Linked DNA regions of Homo sapiens: regions 1 and 2 are each linked to region 3. Evidence: read pairs that join two places in POLR2A ChIA-PET (ENCODE). Cell type or tissue: HepG2. All regions are shown on one strand. Each heading gives the region's core, and the rest is flanking DNA. Links, peaks and the distances in the headings are about the cores only.

Region 1 (7,363 bases), core at 1,839-4,338, 50 kb after region 3:
CCGCCGCCCCTCCACCCATCCAGTGGACTCTGGGGCGCGGCCACAGGGGACGGGATGAGGAGCGGGAGGGTTCCGCCACTCCAGTTTTCTCCTCTGCTTCTTTGCCTCCCTCAGATAGAAAACAGCCCCCACTCCAGTCCACTCCTGACCCCTCTCCTCAAGGGAAGGCCTTGGGTGGCCCCCTCTCCTTCTCCTAGCTCTGGAGGTGCTGCTCTAGGGCAGGGAATTATGGGAGAAGTGGGGGCAGCCCAGGCGGTTTCACGCCCCACACTTTGTACAGACCGAGAGGCCAGTTGATCTGCTCTGTTTTATACTAGTGACAATAAAGATTATTTTTTGATACACCTATGAGTTCTGTCTGGCAAGGCCTGGCTGGCTGAATCAAGAAGGGAACCAGAGCTGGACGTGGTGGCTCATGCCTGTAATCCCAGCACTTTGGGAGGCCAAGGTAGGAGAATTGCTTGAGTCCAGGAGTTTGAGACCAGCCTGGGCAACATGGCAAGACCCTGTCCCTACAAAAAATAAAAAAATGAGCCGGGCATGGTGGTGTGCACCTGTAGTCCCAGCTTCTCAGGAGGCTGAGGTGGGAGGATCCCTTGTTCCTTGAGCCTGGGATGTCAAGGTTGCAGTGAACTGAGATTGTGCCGCTGCACTCAGCCTGAGTGACAGAGTGAGACCCTGTCTGGAAAAAAAAAGAGGGGAGACCTGGAGAGGTGGGCACCTGTGGAGGCCTTGGTGGAAGTGTCAAATGGATCGAGGCCATGTCTCAGCCTGCCTGGATGTTCCTCAAGGGCAGGAGTGGTTATCTGAGAGTCTCCAGTGCCCACCATGCAGCTTGACACATAGTAGGCGCCCAGTCATTGCTAATTAAGTAAGTGAATAGACAAGAGACCATCATCCCAGAGAGATTTTCTGACAGTCTAAGTCTAGAGAGGTAATTAACAGGGCCTGGGAGTTGGAGATGAGTCCGACAGCATGCTTGTCCTCCGCTAGTCCTGGACTAGCTGACGGATAGTTGGCCCCAGCATGCACACAGTTATGCATCCAGCCCCACCACCAAGACACAGAATGGCCTCATCACCCCCAACAAGTCCCTGTGCCCCCTACTATCAGCCATGCTCCCTCCTACCCAAACTGAAACCTCCTTTCTGTCCTAGTTCTGCCCCTTCCAGAAAGCCATATAAATGGAGCCTGCTAGCATTCAGCCCTCTGCATCTGGCTTCCATCTCCAACACATCCTTCAGCACCCAGAGTGATCTTTTCTCAAATATAAATTCACCACTCCCGGCAGGGCACTGTGGCTCACACCTGTAATCCCAGCACTTTGGGAGGCCGAGGCGGGCGGATCACGAGGTCAGGAGTTTGAGACCAGCCTGGCCAACATGGCAAAACCCCATCTCTACTAAAAATACAAAAATTAGCTGGGCATGGTGGCGGGCACCTGTAATCCCAGCTACTAGGGAGGCTGAGGCAGGAGAATAGCTTGAACCGGGGAGGCAGAGGTTGCAGTGAGCCAAGATCATGCCATTGCACTCCAGCCTGGGCAACAAGAGCAAGACTCAGTCTTAAAAAAAAAGACAGATGTCTGGCCTCTGCCCACTGCTCATGCCAGTCTATGTTTTTGTCTTAGAGGTTTTTTTGTTTTGTTTTTTGAGATGGAGTCTCACTCTGTTGCGCAAGCTGGAATGCAGTGGCACGATCTCAGCTCACTACAACCTCCTTCTCCTGGGTTCAAGCGATTCTCTTGCCTCATCCTCCCAAGTAACTGGGATTACAGGCGCTTGCCACCACGCCTGGCTAATTTTTTGTATTTGTGGTAGAGACGGGGTTTCACCATGTTGGCCAGCCTGGCCTTGAACTCCTGACCTCAAGTGATCCACTCACCTTGGCCTCCCAAAGTGCTGGGATTACACACCCAAGCCACTGCGCCTGGCCTTGTCTAAGAGTTTTTTAGTTTGAGCTCTTACCTGATGGGAGCTCTTTAATAAATATGTCAGATCGACTGCATCTGAACTTGCTGCTTAACTCAGGAGACAGACCCTCCTGCAGACCTGTGAACCCCAACTAGTCATTGTTTTTGTCAAAACACCAAACCTGAATCTGATTCCTTGGATTCAACAACTAGTTTACGGGAAATACAAGGGAAACAATGACAAAAATCCAGATTGGGAAATTCTACAGAACAGATAACCCAGTTTCTTCTTCAACAGCAACAAAATTACCAGAAAAGATGGGCAATCTCTAGATTTCAAGAAATTTAGACATATATCAACCAAATGATGTGTTGACCTTTGATTCAAATGCAAACTAACTGTAAAAAGCATTTATGAGCAATTGGGGGAAATTTGAATTCTGATCAGATATTCGATGATATTAAGGGATTATGGCTAACTTTCTAAGGTGTAATAATGGTATTGCAGTTACGGTTTTTTCTAAATCTTTATCTTTAAGAAATTCATTATGAAGTATTTAAAGGTGAAATCACATGATGTCTCAGCTTTGTTTTTATTCCTTTTCTTTTTTTTTTTTCCAACTTTTATTTTAGATTCAGGGAGTACATGTGCAGGTTTATTACCTGGGTATATTGAGTAATGCTGAAGCTTTGTTTTTAAAATAACCCAGAGGTGGCCAGGCACAGTGGGTCATGCCTGTAATCCCAGTACTTTGGGAGCTGAGGTGGGAGGAGTTTGAGACCAGCCTGGGCAACATAGTGAGGCCCTCTCTACAAAAATAAAAAATAAAAAATTAGCCAGGTGTGGTGACATGCATCTGTGGTCCCAGCTACCTGGGAGGCTGGGGTGAAAGGATCGTTTGAGCCCAGGAAGTCAAGGCTGGTGTGAGCCATGATTGCATCTCTGCACTCCAGCCTGGGCCACAGAACATGACCTTGTCTCAAAAAATAAAAAGAAAAAAATGAAATCCAGAGGTTAAAGGAGAGGGTGTGGGCATAGTCATGGTGTGGCCATGAGTTGACACTGGCTGTTGATATTGGTTGAAGCTTGGTGACAGGTACTGGCTATGTGGGGATTTGTTAAATTATCCTCTCCACCTTTGTATATGCTTGGATATTCTATTATATATTGATATATTTTAATGGAGAGCCCCTTCTCAAATCTTTGGGACTGACTGGGCAGGAGGTGGTGAGACGCTGTTTTGTAGGTGAGGAAACTGACGGCCCAGTGGGCAGCCTGGCCCCAGATCACAGTGGGAGAGCCAAGATTCCAACCCAGGTCTGAGGACCAGGTCTGGGCATGTTCTGCTTCCCCTGTCTGGCTGACGTCCAGGTGGCATTCCTCAGCCACAGTGACAGCAATAGTGGCCTACTGGGGTCCTCCCTTAGAGAGCCCCTCCCTTCCCTGCAGCCTTGGTCTCTGGCCTGGAGGGTTGTCCTGAGGTGACCTTGAGACTGTGCAGCCTCTGCAATCAGCCCCTGGGCTGGGTCTGGCAGCCCTGGCAGCCACTCCCGACCAAGGCACCCCCATCCTTGGCTAACTCCAGGCTGGGAAGCTGGGACCAGGTCCAGCAGACAGAGGTGGGCAGAGAGGTCTCATGCACACCCCAGCCTGGGACCTCCTGGGAATCTGCTGGAAGAACTTACTGCAGCCCAAGGGCAGGAAGGGTGGCAGATTTTGCTTCTTTTTAGCAGGACTGGAGGCAGGACCCAGTGCAACCTGCTGCCTGCCACCTGCCACGGTTCCCAGAGCCATCCCCACCACAGGCTGTGGCTCGAGCACCGAACAGGGCAGTGTCAGCTGTGTGGCTGGCCATGGGTGCCCAGGGCCACCTCCGAGGTGTGGGTGCCAGAGTTCCAGGCTGGAGTGAGAGTAAAGGGGTCAAGATGAGTCACCTCTTCAGCATGTCCAGGGGTTCAGACTGTAAAAAAAGAGGACCCAGTGTCCCTTCACAGCCTGAGGCACTGGGCAGAGACAAAGCCTCTCTGTCAATCAGCTAATTGGAGACTGTGAGACAGATGTCCTTCCCACTTTACAAATGGGAAACTGAGGCTCAGGGAAAGACAGGGACTCACCTGCGACAGGGGTCGCAGAGGGAGTTCGGGACAGAGGCCAGACTCAGCCCACTGGACAGGTGGTGAAATGCAGCCCTGCCCTGCTCTAGCCTTTGTTCTCTGCCCCCTCCCTTCTCAGTGCTGGCCACAGTGAGGGACCTAGGCTGCCGAGAGCCCTTAGAGGGGGCAGCATTTGGCCCTGATCTGGCCACCTGAGACCAGCAGCAGCCCATTCTTGGTGAGTGTCTGAGATTTCTGGCTTTTTGGAGACGTAGCTGCTAAGAGTTTGGGGGCACAGGGACCCTCTCAGGGCCAGCTCACAGTGGAACCCCTGGGTAAGATCCCCCAGCTCTGAGGATGTGGGAAGGATGCTGCTCTACCTCAGAGACTGCAGCATGACCTACAGTGGTCAGACAGCAGAAAGGACTGCCAAGGACGGCTGCAGTGCTAGATCGGGGAGGCTTGTGGTTCTGAGAAAATCTGGGCTGGTGGGAGGGGAAGCAGGGGCTTCTCTGGGGGAGAGGGTGGGGGCTGGGACCTCAGATACTGTCTTTTCAAAATTGATTTATTGGGTTTCATTCTAAAATTATACGTACTTATTAAAAACATTTCAGAAAAAAACTTGAGGGCAAAGGGGAAATTCCTCATCATCTTTCCATGCAGAGGAGGACCCAGTACTGAGAGAGGGTGACAGGGCCCACATCTGGGGAGCTGACGCGAAGTGCTGCCTGCCATGCATCACACGTTCCAGCTTCCCGGGACCAGCGTGGCCGGTGGGAGCCGGGTGCCAGGGCACATTGCTATCCTTGGCAGCACCATGGGCCTTTAGGGTAGGGGTTCTGTGGAGGGTGTGGCTACAATGTTGGCCTCCCTGCCTGCTCAAGTGTGGAGGGGAGGGAGGACTGCTGCCAACGCTCTGGACTCTGGGATGGGGGTGGGCATGATTCCAGGGGAGCCCACCTCCCTGGGCGGGGCATCCAGACAAAGCCCTGGCCAGTTCTGCAACATCCAAGTTCACGGGTGGTGGACAGGCCCAAGGGTTCAACATCAGGTCAGGGACCCTGCCTGGCTCCTTCCTTGGGCCCCAGTGCCAGGCACCCTGATGAGGGATGAAGAGAGGAAGGACAGGACACAGACAGGGGAGCCCAAAGCCACTTGGAAGGATTCTTTCTTCCAAACTATCCACATAAGCAGTTTTCTAACTCCTTCCCAGAGCCCAAGGGTTCTGGCAGGGGCTTGAGGGGCAGGTTGGGGTGGTGATGGGGGATGCATTGCCTTTCTATCTGGAACTTGAGCCTTATGGTATATTCAGGAAAAAGGCTTGAACCAGTGAAGTACTGATCTGGTCCAACAGATAGAAAGAGGGCCCAGAGAGGTCAGGGCTTGGTCCAACTCGCACAGTGGTGGGGCGTCTGCAGACTGCTTTCCTGTCCTGTGCTGTTGGCAGAACCTCAGCTTTGGGACTTGAGGGGGAGTATGCAGTGGCAATTAGGACAAACGACTCTGAGCTCTCAGTTGAGTTGGGGGAGGAGAGAAAAGAAGGAGTTAGATCCTGGGGGAGTTGGATGTTGCAGACTGGACTCCAGAGCCTGGGGGTGTGGGCGATCCTGGGGTGTGGGGAGGGCGGGCTGAGGCTGCTCCACAAGCGTTCTCGAAGTTCACCATACAAGAAGGGGCGGTGTGGGGAAATGGGGATGAGGCCTGAAATTCAATCCCATGTGGGTTGAGTTATGATGTCATCTGACACCCTCTCACACGGCTGCATCTACCCCAAGGAAGGGGCAAGTTTTTCTTTGATGGGCACCTGGGGGGGCTGTTTAGCTGGAGTTTTTTTTGTTTCGCTTTTTTTGTTTTTGTGTTTTTTTTGAGACAAGTTTCGCTCTGTGGCCCAGGCTGGAGTGCAATGGTGTGATCTCGGTTTACCGCAACCTCCACCTCCTGGGTTCAAGCAATTCTCCTGCCTCAGCCTCCCAAGTAGCTGGGATTACAGACATGCACCACCACGCCCAGCAATTTTGTATTTTTAGTAGAGATGGGGTTTATCCACGTTGGTGAAGCTCGTCTCGAACTCCCGACTTCATGTGATCCGCCCGCCTCAGCCTCCCAAAGTGCTGGGATTACAGGTGTGAGCCACCGCGCCGGGCCTGGAGCTGCATTTTTGTTGTAAGCACTTTGTTCTTACTTGGATTAGGTTTATTTTAGGGTGGTTTGGGGCAGACTGAGGGAGATTGGAAGGCAGAAACCACCCCCTCAGGACAACCACGTGGATCTCCTTAGGGTCTGGGTAGTGGAACTGGGCCCTGTGACCTTGGAGTTGGAGGGGAAGCTGTAAGCAGGGATGGAACGGGCCACCCGCACCCTCACACAGCTGTGACCAACAGGCACGGTCATCCGCATTCACCTGCCCAACTCCCATGCCCTGAGTCCTGTCCTCCAGGGCATTCCTACTGGCACTACCCCAATTTCCCAAAAGATTCCAGGGATCTCTCTCTCGCTCTCTCTTTTTTTTTTTTTACAGTCTCACTCTGTTGCCCAGGCTGGAGTGCAGTGGCTGATCTCAGCTCACTGCAACCTCCACCCCCTGGGTTCAAGCGATTTTCCTGCCTCAGCCTCTTGAGTAGTTTGGGATTACAGGCGTGCGCCACCACGCCCAGCTAATTTTTGTATTTTTAGTAGACGGGGTTTTGCCATGTTGGCCAGACTGATCTCAAACTCCTGACCTCAAGTGATCCTCCCGCTTTGGCCTCCCAAGGGAGGGTTCCTTCCTCCCAGGCTGAGGCACCCTGCCCCACACATCTACTGGAGGAACTTAGTGTTGGGGCCAGGGGGTGGCTGGGTAAGGCTGGATCCCACACTTGTCAGGCCAGGTTGGGGTAGGGGAGGATACACGGGGGACCCGTCTCTCAGCCGTTCTGGGCCGGTGCCTGAGGCGATCTGCCCCGCCGCCCGCCCTTCCGCCACCACCCAAGTCGCATGCGCGCGCCGGGGCCGACGGGCGCCAGGCTCCACCGAGCCACCCTCCGTCGTGGCGGCCCCTCGTGCCTCTGCGGAGGGAAGGCCGCCGGCTTCGCCAGGGGGCGCGCGTCGGGGTCGCGGCTCTTTGAACTCGGCCCCACGAGGGGACGCGCCATCGGTTTCGTGGCTTGCGTGGCGCCGCAGCAACGAGCCGGTCGCCCCGGGGCGTTGCTTAGTCCGGGCCTCGCTGCGAGTCTGTGGGCGAGGCGGGAGGTGCTTCCTTGGCCAGGCGGGTGGAGGAAGGTGTGGGCGCCGCATCCCAGCGTCGCGGAGCCTCCAGGCGCGGGCAGGCGAGACTGGCGTGCAGCGCGACGGCCTAGTCCCGGCGTCCCACCGTCCCCC
Region 2 (8,039 bases), core at 2,112-4,611, 59 kb after region 3:
AGCTGAGGTCTGTGAGTGAGACATTCTCAGTGAGACACTGAGAATGCAATTCCAGTGGGGGTGGGATGGGGATTGGGCGGTGGAAGGACAAGCCCGGGGGAGGAGGTGGCATCGCCCCCCTAGTTCCCATCCACCACCACCCCCAGTGCTGTGGTTTATTTGCCTAGGCAGCTCTTCTGGGCCAGGGGGCCAGGGTACTGGGGTGGAGAGGCGAGGTGATGGGAAAGGCTGTTCTGGGGCTTCCTGCCCCCTCACTCCTGGGGAAGGGGGGTAGCTGCCATCACCCGCAGGCCTTTCCACTGCAGCCCTTTCCTTGGGTATGTGTGTTATTCTGGGGGAAGATCTGTTATTTGCGGAGAAGGGAGGCAGCTGCCTACTTCACAGGTCAAGACAGAGTTAAAAACAAAACCACAGCAAATTCAACACCCCGTGTCCTTCAGGGACTTTCCATGACACCTTCCTTCCCCCCTCTCCCCTAAGCCAGGGAGCACCTCCCCAGAGGGCCTCCCCACCCCAGGTGCAGTGGCTTTTGGCTTTTATGCAAACAACTGTCTGATCCCGGAATGCTCCACAGCCCGAACTGTGGCCTGGGCCGAATGTGCCCCTCCACCATCCCTTGGGCCAGTGTTTCTGGTCTTCCTGGAGTTGTGACCTCCACTCTTCCTCAGACCCTGGATTCTGAGGGACAGGAGATGAGGGCAGGAAGCTAGGTCCTTTCCCCCTGCCTGCCCTCGGGTGGCAGTTGCCTGCAGGTGGAGGGTTTGGGCACAGCAACCTAAGTGAATGGTCCGGGGTTTTGAGTGATGGGGGAGGGGAAGAAGGAGGGTGCAGGTGTGGGGTGGCCTCCACTGCCAGGCCCACCACCCTCTAGGGCATTGAATTAGCTCCCAAGATCAGGAAGGAAAACTCTTCTCAGGCTGGGAGTCCATTCAACCCCAACGCCAGTGTGGACCTCCGGTCCTGCTCACTGGCAAAGGGGGTCAGGATCTCCCTGTCTCCCTCTCTTCTGCCTGAGCTGCTTCTGCTTTGGGGAGGGATTTGGGGATGGGGAAGGCCATATAATCTTCTCTCCAGGGCTGAAAACCAGCTACTGAGGGGCCGTTTTTGAATGTATTCAGTGCTAAAATGCAAAGGCAGGGTGCCATGCCATTCCTTTCTCCTCCTCAGCTTGAGCAAGACTGGGAAACCTGTAGGAGACCCTCAGCCAGTTTGAACATTTTGGAGTGCTGATGGGAGGGAGATGATGCTGATCATGGAGCCAGAGGACGCTGGTGCCAGCCTAGCCCCACATTTGTTAGTCTTAAAACTTCAGACAATCTTTCTCATGCCTCTTCCACAGAAGACGGAAAATGGAGGGTGCTTTAGATGAGGCTGAGCAGAAGGCCAGACTCTCTCTCTACTTTCTCTAACGTTTTCTAAGAGAGAACACAATGATGATGGAAAGAAAGCAGCCTCATCCCTATGCCATTCTCCTAGGACTTTTCCCCCTAACACCTTCGGTTTGGGTCTCCAGGTATCTAAAAACTGTATTTAAATATGGTCGAGTTTAAGGACTGCAACTCAAGTTTCCCAATGTGGATGTCTGTGAGCCCCCACACATGAAAAAGTCAGAACTTGACTGTATTTTAAGAAGAATCTCTGTTGAGGGAGGAAGGCAGAGCAGTGACTTGGAATAGGGGTGCACCATGCTGAATGTGCTGATCATGCTAAGTCCAGGTCCTCAACCTCCTCCAGTTTCCTTAGTGAACTAAGGACCAGTGGAACCAGGAACCCTATCTTGTGGGTTACAGGGGCCAGCAGCAGGATCACAGTGGTAGGCTCAGCAAGGCGTCAGGTGAGAACCTTTATTTCAGTGATAATTCATTTTTCTTGATAACTGGACTTTAAGAAATAGAGGGGCAAAATTAAGAAAGTATTCCTTGGGGCGGGATGAAACCCTTCTACATCCTGACACCAGCAGACACAAATCATAAGTGATAAGGATGCACAAGGACTAATTTCAAACATACCAGGATTTTTTTATTTTTCAGTGTAAAAATCAAACATGATAAACCTAGAAAACTATCAGCAGGGCTATTTCTTACAGGGTTCCAGCAAGGGTTAGCATTGTTACATTTCAGAAGCTGACTTTCTTTAAACCATCTTTACAGAGGAGTAAACTTCACAGTTCCACACATGGCTGGGCTCCAGGTAGAACTCCATAGGAGTGACGAGGGAAAGTCACCACTGGGCAGGGAGGGCATTTCTGAGAAATGCAGATGAGAGGAGAGGCTGTGAGCACAGGCTGTGTCAAAACCCAGGGCAAGGGCTCCCTCCCGCCTTCCCTCCCAGTGGGAAGGCCACCCTGAGCCCCAAACCACATTCTGTTCCTTCCTCGTCATTCTGCAGACAATGGTCATCCACAGACCACACGTGTGGTGGCTTTGGCAACCAGAAATTTAAAATAAGCTATGGTTTTTCCAGTAGCCAAAATGATCCTGCACCAAAGCTCATAGACTGAGAACCTGAGCATGCAAAACCACAGTCTGGGTGAAGGGATGTCTGCTTTGTAAATGACCTGCTAATTCTTTGCAACCCACAGTAATTTGGTTTCTGTGAACCCACAGAAGCAGGCCCACCAAAAAGGGCCTTGTCTGCTAGCCTGGAGTATACATGAGTCACTGGCGGTGGGATCAGTCATTTTTTAGGCTGCCCCATTTTCCTAACATGTTAAAATGTGTGTTCTCAGTCTTTTCAAGAGAGGAAGAAGCAAAGCGGCACTTACAGAGTGTGAGATAGACACAGATCTGTGGCGAGGGATTGGGGAAGGTGGGTGGCATCTTGGGACTCTCTCCAGGCTTTCTGGAGTGGGGTCAGTGGAGAGATGAACAGTGAGAAACATTTGAAATAACTCAAGTTTTGGAGCAGCGGGGGGTGGGGTACTAATGGCTGAGGACTCACAGACAGTGAGGGAGCAAAGCGCTTTGACTTCCCTGGGTGCGACACCATGAAGTGTCTATAGCACGTGGTTAGCTCACGCTGGTTCCAAGGGTCAGCAGATCCTCTGCCCTTGTGCATTAAAACAACATGAAGGAAACTGTTAGAGATCAGTTACCTCCATAATTCATTTGTAAAGGAATTGCTATTATGATCTAGTATGATCTTGGGATATTTTTCATGTCTTTAAATTTAGGACACGGTACATTTTCCACTGAAAATTTACAATCATCCAACATAATGCACACCACCCCTCAAAGGTAACATTAGCTCATATACAAAATCATGGAAAACCTCACAACATCCTTGGAAGGTAGATATTGTTATATCCTTACAAAAATTTAATACACCCATTAACATTCCTATTTCAAATAGCTCAATCGATATCAACACATAAGACAGCCCACAATTGTGATACAGTATTAAGAAGAAACTCAGGCCAGCCGCGGTGCCTCACGCCTGTAACCCCAACACTTTGGGAGGCTGAGGTGGGCAGATTACTTGAGCCCAGGAGTTCAGGACCAGCCTGGGCAACATGGTGAGACCCTGTCTCTACAAAAAGTACAAAAATTAGCTGGGTGTGGTGACCCACGCCTGTAGTCTCAGCTAGTTGGGAGGCTAAGACGGGAGGATGGCTCGTTGCTTGAGCCCAGGAGGTTGAGGCGGCAAGTAAGCCTTGATTGTGCCACTGCACTCAGCCTGGGGAAACAGAGCGAGACTTTGTCTCAAAAAGAAAAAAAAAAAGAGGAAACTTGTATCCAATTTATTCAAACTGCAAAACCCTGTGTATCTTCATAACAATGGTGGGGCAAAGACTATCTACAGCTGGGGCAAGGGAGAGGCACAGTCTTGTGTTACTTTACAAGCTCTCAGAAGTTTAAAGCCCACAATTGTCCTTCAGGCTCTTCTGAGTCCATGGTCCTAAAGGGTCAGGAGTCCTGAACCCTGGCTTATTCTCAGAACCATTCAGTCGTGCTGCCTTGGAGAACAGAGTCCTTTTCCTGAGGTGGCCCAGGTCCAGCTGCTGGTTTCAGATCAAAATTGACCTCCTTCATCGGCACTTATATCTCAAATCATTCTCCTTGTCTGAACTCTGGATATAGAGGTTTTTTGAACTATACTTTCTGTGTGAACACAAAAATAGCTTCCCATTCTCTAAAAGATGAGGTATCACTATATATCGGGTTTTTTTCTTCTGTTCCTGGTGCTAACTTTTAGGACAAAGTTTCACCACTCCCTTTTCTCTTCTTGAGCTCACAAGTCCCGATGCTGACTCTTTGAGTCCTCAGATAGCCAGGCTCTTTCACATCTTGAGTGTCCCAGAGTTTCCAAATCTCTGCTAGAGTCCAACATACCTCTTCTCAGTGGGGTACTCTTTAAAGTGAGGACTTAAACATTTCCATTGTGGTCTTATCACCTGGGATTATATGTAACAGTACTATTTTTTTCCTTAAAACATTCTTTTTTTTTTTTTTTTTGAGATGGAGTCTCACTCTGTTGTCCAGGCTGGATTGCAATGGCGCGATCTCGGCTCACTGCAACCTCCACCTCCCAGGTTCAAGCAATTCTCCTGCGTCAGCCTCCCGAGTAGCTGGGATTACAGGTGTGCACCACCACACCCAGCTAATTTTTGTATTTTTTTTTTCGAGATGGAGTCTCACTCTGTCACCCAGGCTGGAGTGCAATGGCACGATCTCGGCTCACCACAACCTCCTCCTCCTGGGTTCAAGCGATTCTCCTGCCTCAGCCTCCTAAGTAGCTGGGATTACAGGCATGTGCCACCACGCCTGGCTAATTTTGTATTTTTAGTAGAGACAGGGTTTCTCCATGTTGGTCAGGCTGGTCTCGAACTCCCAAACTCAGGTGATCCGCCCGCCTTGGCCTCCCAAAGTGCTGGGATTACAGGCGTGAGCCACCGCACCTGACCCTCCTTAAAACATTCTAAACCTCACATTCAGTAGGGCTTGGGGAGGTGGGGGTGGTACAGGAAATAGGAGAATAATAGTGATACAGATGCTACCTGGAAAAACTTTGTTCTGTCTGTTCCTCACGAAACAAAGCCGAAAAGAAAAACTTTATGTGGATGTGAGATTTGATAGTAACACAGTGTTTCACCTGAGCAAAATTTTGTGTTTTTAAACATTTCTGTTTGCCAAAGAAATCTGAGGTTGTGGCTGGGCGCAGTGGCTCTTGCCTGTAGTTCCAGCACTTTGGGAGGCTGAGGTGGGCAGATTGCTTGAGCCCAGGATTTTGAGACTAGCCTGGGCAGTATGGCGAAACGCCATCTCTGCAGAAAAATACAAAAAAAATTAGCTGTGCATGGTGGTGTGCCTATAGTCCCAGCTACTTGGGAGGCTGAGGTAGGAGGATTGTTTGAGCCTAGGAGATCAAAATCTGAGGTCATTTTATATCTGGCCGATTTTGAGTATGGGCCTAACAAAATGTTAAGCACTGCATTTAAAAGGTGAGAAATTTTGTCACTGACAAAGTCAGAAGCTGTGTCAGGAACAGCTCACAGTGGGTCATAAAGCATAAGATTAGCTGGCTTATCTGTGCCAAGGCGAATGTCTTTTTGGGAGAATAACTTGAGGAAACTAAAGACTGATGAGTTCATTTTCTCTCTTTTTTTTTTCTGGTGGTAGTGGTGGGGGCTCACGGGAGAGACACTTCTATTTAGTTTTCTTTCCGTAGGAAGTACCGATGCAACACTTCAGGTAGTGACAGAAAACATTTGGAGAGCTGGGCATTGTTTGTGCATGCCTGTAATCCCAGCTACTTGGGAGGCTGAGGCAGGATTGCTTGAGCACAGGAGTTTGAGTCTGGCCTAGGCAACATAGTGAGACCCTGGTCCTCTAAAATATACATACATATATATACATATACAAAAAAAATAAAAATAAATTAAAAAATTAAAAAACACCTGGAGCACTGGTTCTGTTTCTTTTCCACCCTCAGCCCAGTTCTGTCACCTTGGCTGCAAGGAAACTTTGCCTGGGTTTTTTTGTTTGTTTGTTTGTTTTTGTTTTAGACAGAGTTTCGCTCTTGTTGCCGAGGCTGGAGTGCAGTGGTGCCATCTCGGCTCACCGCAACCTCCGCCTCCCGGGTTCAAGCGATTCTCCTGCCTCAGCCTCCTGAGTAGCTGGGATTACAGGCATGTGCCATCACGCCCGGCTAATTTTGTATTTTTAGTAGAGATGGGGGTTTCTCCATGTTGGTCAGGCAGGTCTCGAACTCCCAACCTCAGGTGATCTGCCTGCCCCAGCCTCCCAAAGTGCTGGCATTACAGGCGTGAGCTATCGCGCCCGGCCCTTTGCATGGGTTTGGTTGTTCCTCAGACCGTGGCCTCCTGGGTGTATGGTGGAAAGCCCGCCTGATAAGAGGCTGGTGGGAAATGAAGGAGAGGGGCCTACAAGGCTCTTGTTCAGAGGGAGTCTGCATGAGAAAGTACAGGTACTATCTGAAGCTGCTCCAGGGCTTCAGTGCCCAGCAGTGGCAGATGCAAGTCCTGACTCTGCCCTTCTGCTAAGATTCTCCTTCACCCTCACCTCCCCAGCCCTGGCAAGGGGTTTGTTAATTAGTACAGCATAAGGGGTATGTACAGAAGGCAGCGTTTATCTGTGTGATGGTAACCACTGCATATCTGGTTCAACTTCAAGACTTAAGGATGCAGAGTTTCCACACATAAATTTTTTCTGGAATTGATGGGCCCCAATCTAGGCTCAGAATGCCACAAAGAAAGTGCCTTTGTGAGTGGTCACCTTACTCAGAAAACTAACCTCAGAAGAATAGAAATCATGCAGCAAATTCATTAGTCACAGGAAAAAGGAGGATCATATCTATAAAAAGAGTCCCCAGGCTGGTGGAATGGGCCTTGGTTTCACAATCTTGAGATGCAAAAGGTGGTCTCAGGCTGGGTGCGGTAGCTCATGCCTGTAATCCCAGCACTGTGGGAGGCCAAGGCGGGCAGATCACCTGAGGTCAGGAGTTTGAGACTGGCCTGGCCAACATGGTGAAACCTTGTCTCTACTAAAAATACAAAAATTAGCCGGGCTTGGTGGTGAGCACCTGTAATCCCAGCTACTTGGGAGGCTGAGGCAGGAGAATTGCTTGAACCCGGGAGGCGGAGGTTGCCGTGAGCCGAGATCGCGCCACTGCACTCCAGCCTGGGCAACAGAGCGAGAGACTGTCTCAAAACAAAAGAAAACAAAAAAAGTTGGTCTCCTCTGCAAAGACTTGAACACTAATCTGGTGGAAAGGCTTCCTTTCCCTCGTTTTCTCTTCTACTAATCCCTGCTTCCAAATTCTCTTTCTCTTGTCCCTTGAAGAACCAACAGGATGTGCGATATTTCAAGAACGTAATGAGCAACTCCTCTTTCACAAAGGGAATAAGCAATCTGGCATAGCTTGGAGTCTAGTATTACGGAAATACAGTGATATACTGAAGACTACACACCAAAATACATCCATTCCTTTAGCTGAAGTCTCAAACATGTTGGGACTGTTGCCATGGAATTTCATAAAACCTTTTTTCCTGAGACAGACGCCATGCCACAAAGAAGGATAAGCCATTTGTGCAGTCTGAGGTGGAACATTTTAATTACTGGCAGCACATAGACGAGTTGAGTTGGAGCCGAATGCATAAGCCCCTTAGAAATAAAACACTAATCTACCAGGAATTTGGGATTCTTGGCTCTGGTAGAAATGTTACAAATTAAGCTGACTCTTAATTTGTAAATAGGCTCCATGAAGTTGTCCCTGGAAGCAGAATTTATTTTCCCTAACATAATTTCTTAAAAAGTAAAAAAAAAAAGAAGGCTTTGGCAAACAGCTGCATGTGCCAATTTGTGTGTATGCTTTGTGGCAAGATCAAAATACCTTTCTGTTTTTTGTTCCTCTCCACCACCTTCTTCACATTCACAACTCAGTGGTTAAAGGAAAAACTTAACACACCATTTTCATACCAAAGGAATGTGAAACATGTATTCATATAAATACTCTTCTGCTTAATATCCATACATTAGGAGGTTTAAAAAATACCTTGTGGTTACTGCATAATCACATAT
Region 3 (8,039 bases), core at 2,440-4,939:
GGGCATTGTCTGCCAGTCCGGGTTTCTTCCTGGGATTTGGGATGCAGAGAGGATGGGTTTGCTTGGGCGGGGGGGTGGAGAGTGAAGGGGGGAAGCAGGATCTTTGTAGAGGGAGGGACCTACAGTTACCTGGACTTCTTTCCTCTGTCTCCCCTCTTGGTACCCTTGACTGGGGCTCTTGAGGGTAATGGGTGAAGCCAAATCTGCCATGGCTCAGTTCCCAGCTCAGCTCTGTGACCTTGGGAAAGTTCCTTTAGCTCGTGGAATCTCAAGGCTCAAGGTTCCTCTTCTGCAAAATGGGGAATGATAACACCTGCCTCCTCTGGAGTCTTGGGGACTCAGTGTTCTGAGGAACGTGGCTGTAGGTCAGAGTGGCACAGAGTAGGGTCCAATGAAGCATGGCGTCCACAGTAGCTTTCCTGACTGGACTAACCTTTCCGGACACAACAGCAGGGCAGGGGTGGGGCCTGGGGAGAAAGGACACCTCTAACCCTGATCCTAACATCCCGATGGCCTCTAAGGCTGCCTGCACACTCATCCAGGTGCAAGCCCTCCAAGGTGTGGTGTGATGAACCAGTGACTCCTGGAGCCAGGTCAGCGCATCCTCTTCCCGCAGGGCTGTAAGCTGCAGGACTGAGAGGCAGGTTGACCAGGTCCTGGGCTGGATGATGGGGTGAGAGTAAGGGGTCAGTTTTGATACATGCCCAACTTTTCTCTCTAGCCCTAAGACATCCTGGGCAAATTGCTTACCTCAGTTCCCCTGATCCTCACCCTAACCCTAACACCAGCTCAAGAGAAAATAGGGATATTGATGGCCATCCAGAAGGGCTGCTGTGTTCCATACACAGCAATATTTCTCGAATGTTTGTGACAGCGGTCCAAGGAATAAGTTAATTTTACATTATCACTCTGGATACCTGTACAAAACTCCACCTTATCCTTACTATATGAATGTGCTAGGGTTGTTTTTTTGTTTTGTTTTTTTTTTTTTTTTTTGAGACAGAGTTTCGCTCTTGTTGCCCAGGCTGGAGTACAATGGCGCGATCTTGGCTCACCGCAACCTCCGCTTCCCAGGTTCAAGCGATTCACCTGCCTCAGCCTTCCCGAGTAGCTGGGATTACAGGCATGCGCCACCATGCCCGGCTAATTTTGTGTTTTTAGTAGAGACAGGGTTTCTCCATGTTGGTCAGGCTGGTACCAAACTCCCGACCTCAGGTGATCCACCTGCCTTGGCCTCCCAAAGTGCTGCAATTACAGGCATGAGCCACCGCACCCAGCCGTGCTAGGGTCTTTTTCTGTTCAATTCCTTTCTCTCTCTTGCTCTCTTTCTTTCTTTCAATGGAGTCTTACTCTGTCACCCAGGCTGGAGTGCAGTGGCAAGATCTCAGCTCACTGCAACCTCTGCCCTCTGAGTTCAAGCAATTCTCCTGCCTCAGCCTCCCGAGTAGCTGGGATTACAGGTGCCTGCCACCACACCTAGTTAATTTTTGTACTTTTAGTAGAGATGGGGTTTTGTCATGTTGGCCAGGCTGGTCTCGAACTCCTGACCTCGTGATCTGCCTGTCTTGGCCTCCCAAAGTGCTGGGATTACAGGCATGAGCCGCCATACTCGGCCAACTTTGTATTACTTTCTTAAAGAGAGTTTCCCAAATTATATAAGCTTCAGGCCCCACAAAACCTAGATCTGCCCCAGTATAACTAAATCTGGGACCATTTATTGAGCAATTATTATGTGCCAAGTATTGCGCTGAGTGCTTCCAGAGCATTATCTCCTTTAACCCCAGCATAGTATGTCAGATGCTGTTTTACAGATGAGCCAACTGAGACCAGAGATGCTCAGTCACTTGCCCAAGGTGACATGACTGATATGGAATAGAGTCAAGATTTTTTTTTTTTTTTTTGACACGGAGTCTCACTCTGTCTCCCAGGCTGGAGTGCAGAGGCGCAATCTCAGCTCACTGCAAGCTCTGCCTCCCAGGTTCACGCCATTCTCCTGCCTCAGCCTCCTGAGTAGCTGGGACTACAGGCACCCGCCACCACACCTGGCTAATTTTTTGTATTTTTAGCAGAGACAGGGTTTCACCGTGTTAGCCAGGATGGTCTCGATCTCCTGACCTCGTGATCTGCCTGCCTCGGCCTCCCAAAGTGCTGGAATTACAGGTGTGAGCCACCGCGACTGGCCAGATTCAAGATTTGAACCCAGGTCCTCTTGGTCCCAGAGGCCCCTGTTTCTCAACTCCCTAGGATGGCATAGCAACCTGTCCCACAAGAGGTGCCTGCTTTAAGTGTGCTCAGCACATGGAAGCAAGTTTAGAAATGCAAGTGTATACCTGTAAAGAGGTGTGGGAGATGGGGGGGAGGGAAGAGAGAAAGAGATGCTGGTGTCCTTCATTCTCCAGTCCCTGATAGGTGCCTTTGATCCCTTCTTGACCAGTATAGCTGCATTCTTGGCTGGGGCATTCCAACTAGAACTGCCAAATTTAGCACATAAAAATAAGGAGGCCCAGTTAAATTTGAATTTCAGATAAACAATGAATAATTTGTTAGTATAAATATGTCCCATGCAATATCTTGTTGAAATTAAAAAAAAAAAAAAAAGTCTTCCTTCCATCCCCACCCCTACCACTAGGCCTAAGGAATAGGGTCAGGGGCTCCAAATAGAATGTGGTTGAGAAGTGGAATTAAGCAGGCTAATAGAAGGCAAGGGGCAAAGAAGAAACCTTGAATGCATTGGGTGCTGGGTGCCTCCTTAAATAAGCAAGAAGGGTGCATTTTGAAGAATTGAGATAGAAGTCTTTTTGGGCTGGGTGCAGTTGCTCGTGGTTGTAATTCCAGCACTTTGGGAGGCTGAGGCGGGAGGATCACCTGAGGTTGGGAGTTCAAGACCAGCCTCACCAACGTGGAGAAACCCTGTCTTTACTAAAAATACAAAAAATTAGCTGGTCATGGTGGCACATGCCTGTAATCCCAGCTGCTCGGGAGGCTGAGGCAGGAGAATCACTTGAACCAGGGAGGCAGAGGTTGTGGTGAGCAGAGATCGCGCCATTGCTCTCCAGCCTGGGCAACAAGAGCAAAAGTTCGTTTAAAAAAAAAAAAAAGTCCTTTCGATGTGACTGTCTCCTCCCAAATTTGTAGACCCTCTTAAGATCATGCTTTTCAGATACTTCAAAGATTCCAGAAGATATGCCCCGGGGGTCCTGGAAGCCACAAGGTAAACACAACACATCCCCCTCCTTGACTATCAATTTTACTAGAGGATGTGGTGGGAAAACCATTATTTGATATTAAAACAAATAGGCTTGGGATGGAGTAGGATGCAAGCTCCCCAGGAAAGTTTAAGATAAAACCTGAGACTTAAAAGGGTGTTAAGAGTGGCAGCCTAGGGAATTTATCCCGGACTCCGGGGGAGGGGGCAGAGTCACCAGCCTCTGCATTTAGGGATTCTCCGAGGAAAAGTGTGAGAACGGCTGCAGGCAACCCAGGCGTCCCGGCGCTAGGAGGGACGCACCCAGGCCTGCGCGAAGAGAGGGAGAAAGTGAAGCTGGGAGTTGCCACTCCCAGACTTGTTGGAATGCAGTTGGAGGGGGCGAGCTGGGAGCGCGCTTGCTCCCAATCACAGGAGAAGGAGGAGGTGGAGGAGGAGGGCTGCTTGAGGAAGTATAAGAATGAAGTTGTGAAGCTGAGATTCCCCTCCATTGGGACCGGAGAAACCAGGGGAGCCCCCCGGGCAGCCGCGCGCCCCTTCCCACGGGGCCCTTTACTGCGCCGCGCGCCCGGCCCCCACCCCTCGCAGCACCCCGCGCCCCGCGCCCTCCCAGCCGGGTCCAGCCGGAGCCATGGGGCCGGAGCCGCAGTGAGCACCATGGAGCTGGCGGCCTTGTGCCGCTGGGGGCTCCTCCTCGCCCTCTTGCCCCCCGGAGCCGCGAGCACCCAAGGTGGGTCTGGTGTGGGGAGGGGACGGAGCAGCGGCGGGACCCTGCCCTGTGGATGCCCCGCCGAGGTCCCGCGGCCGGCGGGGCCAGAGGGGCCCGGACGAGCTCTCCTATCCCGAAGTTGTGGACAGTCGAGACGCTCAGGGCAGCCGGGCCCTGGGGCCCTCGGGCGGGAGGGGGCAGTTACACGGCAGCGGCTCGAGATGGCCCATCCAAGAGACTGGCGCTTTCCAGGCTCCGAGGGGCTCCGGGAACTTGTCAAAGAAGTTCTCTGAAATTGTTCAGAAAGTTTTCCCGCAAAGGGTGTATTGCGTAGAGCGCGCGCGCGCGTTTCCCCCCTTCTTGAGCCCCCTCAAGCTTTCTCAAAGCCTTTCCAGTTGGCAGCCTCCGCCTCCGGACTGGCCTGGGCTGGATTCCTTGGGGGGGTCCTCTGCCCTGCCCCTCCTCCAGCCCCTCCCCGCTCCCCTTCAGACGATTTTGGTTTGGTTGCTCCTGCTTCTGGCGGGGTCGGGTGTGTGTGTGTGTGGTGGAGTGGAGGGTGGCATAGCAACCTGTCCCAACCAGAGCCGGGGAGGAAAGGGTGGCCCGGAGGGTGGCCTCTTGCTGGGGTCTGGGTTGGGGGCGGGGGAGACGTTTGCTTTGAACAGATTCTTGGGGCCAGCTTAGGGACTGTGCTCTGTGACTTTTGGAGCGCGTGGACCATGGAGGGGTGGGGGTGGGTTTCTTGGGGTGTAAAGTGGGAGAGTTCCCAGAGAAGGAAGCTAAGAAATAAGGCCAGATGGGAGCCTAGGGAGGGCTGCGTTGTTCTGCTGCCTTTTCCTTGGTGCTGTGCGTGGGGAAGGGTGAGTGGGGGCAGTGTGTATCCTGACCCATCTGTCCACCTGTGTGCATTAATCATAAAAGCTAACATATAGCCTGGGCCAGGTATACTCTGCCAGGAACTGTTTGTGGTGTTTTGCATGCATTCTCCTTTAATCCTAGAACACCCCTATAGTGGAAGTTCTGCCAGCATTCTGGACTGAGTAGCAGTCCAGAGGTTGAGTAGCAGCTAGTAAGTGGTGGGGTCAAGATGGGACCCCAGGCAGTGCGACCCCCAACCATGCATTCGAAATCGCTATATGGATGAGTGCACCTGGAGCAATGAGGGACACTGCTCCCTGAGTCACTGGGCTGCAGGGGAGACAAAATGAAAGTGTTCTGGGAGTCGTGGGTGGTCTCCATAGGTCAGAGGGTCTGGGGAGGGAGTGGGTGTCATCGTGGCTGTGTGTTGCCCGAGGGGCCCTCTGTGAGTGAGTGCATGGCCGTGTTATCTCTGCAGGTCTACGCCAGGGTGTTCCTCAGTTGTGTGGTCTTTGTATTTGTGTGTCTGGGCTTTGTGTTGCCAAACAGCAGTCTCTCTGCTGACTTGGGGACACAGGCTGAACTCTGTCCTCTGCAGGAACTCCCTTAAGGTGCTGGGCCAGATCTGCCATAAACAGAGGGAGGTAGCCTTCTATGGCCACGCCTTCTTGCTGAGGAAGAAGGTTCCTCTCTTCCAGGGAGTACATCCTTGCCCTCCCTGTTTCCCAGACAAGCATCTTCACCTCTCATCTTCTGATGAGAAGGGTGAGGCCATACTGAGCTGTCAGGCTGAGCTGCTGCCCTTCCTCACCTTGGGCTGGGAGTTGATCAGGGAATGGCAGTTGCTGCAGAGCTGGATTTGAGGGCTGGGTTCTCTGGATGGGGCCTCCTCATGTCCTCACCCCTCAACCTGCACTATTGATTGTGTTGTGCAGGAGTTAGTTAAAAAGTCATTGCACAGCCTGGGCAACAAGGCAAAACTCTGTACAAAAAATACAAAAATTAGTTGGATGTGATTACACGTGCCTGTAGTCCCAGCTACTCCGGAGGCTGAGGCAGGAGGATCACCTGAGCCCAGGAAGTTGAGGCTTGCAGTGAGCTGTGATTGCAAATGCTCTCCAGCCTGGGTGACAGTGTGAGACTCCGTTTCAGAAAAAAAGTATACCACCCAGCTGCCTCCAGCACCCAGATTTTACCCAAGGGGTGAGGTCTGGGGCAGGAATGTGGGGGAAGGGGAGGCCTAGGGGGAGCCCCAGAGGGGTCAGGATTTTTCTGAAATCCTTTCTTAGAGGTATGGGTTTTACAAATTGCAGCAAATACATCCTTTTAATCTTGCAGAACTCCTTCATATTTTAATTCCAGTATGATTCTTCCAACAGCCTCCTCTCTTTACTATACTTGGGGAAAGTACTCATTTTATTTGTCAAGAAAAAAACAATTGAAAAGATAGGGATCAAATGTAAAAAGAAAAAATACGTGGCATTCCAAAGTCAAACACAAAGCATGTTTAATTTTCTCGTGGTTTGGGATTACCCATATTCCTGCTGTATGAACCTGTCTTGTCTTAACTTTTAAGAAATGTACGGTGTACTTCCTATATGCTAGGTTTTTATCCATGCTTTCATTTAATCTCTGTGACAGTCCTGTGAAGTAGGTGCACAGATGAGAAAATGGAAGTTCAGAGAAATGAAGCAACTTATCCAAGGCTCCCAGCTACCCAGTAATGTCCAGGGAATTTTTGGACTCTGAAGAGGAGGCATTAAGAGGTGGTTAGAGTCTTATTCCAGCCAACAATAATGGGTTGAACAAAGCCTTAGGGGCAGGCAGGTGGCCAGATGGGAGGAGAAGCGCTCCTCTTGTTCAGGCGAATGACCTTTCCATCCACTTCTCTAGGCTGTAGAAAGTGGAGCTGAGCTGGGGGCCCTGAGGTTCCCTCTTGACTTCAGAGTCCTCTCCCTTCCTGTCCAGCCAATGCCTGTCTTCCTTTTGGGCCCTACCAGCATGACAGGGGGCTGCGGGCAGGAGGGGACAGAGGCCACGTTGACACACAGGGCTGTGGGTGAGAGAGACAGCTGAAGTGTCAGCGTGAGGGGCCAGTGTGGGGCTGCGGCTGGGAGGGCTGGGGTGGGGCCCAGGGTAGTTGTGCCTGTCCTTGGGTGATGGAATGATCTGGAAAGAGATTCCTTCCCTGCCCTCCACCTGTGAGAAGCCCCTCTAGAGTGACATCTCCATCTTATGTTTGGCCACCCATCCTCCCCCTGGGAAGAGAGCCGAGGTGGGGTAAGGGATGTGTACTCTTTCAAGGAGTGGGAGAATTATTCTAGCGAATGTTTGTGTTGTCCCAGTTCTGTTTACAAAGCCTCGTCATGTTTACAGATGGCTGCGCAATTCATTACCTCATTTAACTCTCATGTACCTCCTCTGAGGGAGTAAGAGCTGTTACAGCCAAGTTTAGGTCAGTAAATATTCACCAAGTTGCAGGTACTGCAGGGCATAGAGATGAATCCGATTTAGCTTCTGCCCTGGAGGTCTGGGAACTTGCTCAAGATCACTCAGTGAGCAGCTGAGCTAGGGTTCTCAACTAAAGACCCTGGGCCCAGGCCCTGGTCTGATGTCAGGCCTGATACACCAGGTGTTTGTGGTCGGGGAATCCCAGTGTCACTTGAATGGGCTGTGACATTATGGGTCTGGGAGAGCTGAGCTTTGGGGACACAGGTCATTTTACTGTAGTATTCATGGAAACCAAGGGAAGTATTGGCTTTTCTGCTGTGAGCAAGAGGAGCAGCTGGGGCTGCAAGCTGGTGGGGAGGAGAGAACCCACCTGAGAGAAACCTCAGGACTGGGGTCAAGTCCTGACCACCAGAGTCCAGAGAGACATGAAGGACTGTGACCAGCTCTGAGCAGAGAGATGGATTCCATGACCTCAACTGGTCCCTTTTGTTCGGAGACTCGTGACTGGACTTCATTCATCCACTCATTCATTCATTCACTCAGCAGACACTTATCTAGCGCTCCCTGTGGCTGGTCCTGCCTCATACTGTCTTTGCTCTGGAGAATTGGAGGTTGGGGTTCCTGAGGGGCAGGGTCCTGGAGACAAGGACACTCCTGGGTAGAATTAGGACCTACCCCCCAGGAAATCAACGGGGACCAGGTGCCGTGGCTCACACCTGTAATCCCAGCACTTTGGGAGGCCGAGACGGGCGGATCACAAGGTCAGCAGTTCAGGACCAGCCTGGCCAACATGGTGAAACCCGCCTCAACTAAAAA

What was found. Peaks named below come from ENCODE experiments on the same cell type or tissue, not always from the same donor. Only the 100,000 strongest peaks of a DNase experiment are listed, where the experiment ranks them.
Region 1: POLR2A ChIA-PET joins it to region 3 with 7 read pairs; 9 of 35 experiments call an interaction of 5 or more read pairs at or near these places.
Region 2: POLR2A ChIA-PET joins it to region 3 with 5 read pairs; 9 of 35 experiments call an interaction of 5 or more read pairs at or near these places.

Annotation. Positions count from the first base shown.
Region 1 is chr17:39,746,942-39,754,304 of GRCh38, forward strand. GRB7 (growth factor receptor bound protein 7) reads left to right here. Exons shown (of 15, transcript NM_005310.5): 15 at 1-344. Among named protein-coding and RNA genes, the nearest start is that of GRB7, 13 kb to the left of the region's middle. RefSeq lists silencers at 6,980-7,119, 7,160-7,209, 7,350-7,363. In HepG2, for the core only: no CTCF peak of the experiment used is centred there; DNase peaks (open chromatin) are centred at 3,330 and 3,872.
Region 2 is chr17:39,755,721-39,763,759 of GRCh38, forward strand. IKZF3 (IKAROS family zinc finger 3) reads right to left here. Exons shown (of 8, transcript NM_012481.5): 8 at 1,998-8,039. Among named protein-coding and RNA genes, the nearest start is that of GRB7, 22 kb to the left of the region's middle. RefSeq lists enhancers at 251-560, 2,440-2,519. In HepG2, for the core only: no CTCF peak of the experiment used is centred there; no DNase peak of the experiment used is centred there; H3K27me3 peaks cover 2,151 bases.
Region 3 is chr17:39,696,377-39,704,415 of GRCh38, forward strand. It overlaps ERBB2 (erb-b2 receptor tyrosine kinase 2), which reads left to right and starts at 3,688. Exons shown (of 27, transcript NM_004448.4): 1 at 3,688-3,935. The coding sequence starts at 3,863. RefSeq lists a silencer at 1-74 and enhancers at 4,670-5,171, 5,172-5,671. In HepG2, for the core only: no CTCF peak of the experiment used is centred there; a DNase peak (open chromatin) is centred at 3,575; H3K4me3 peaks cover 1,974 bases.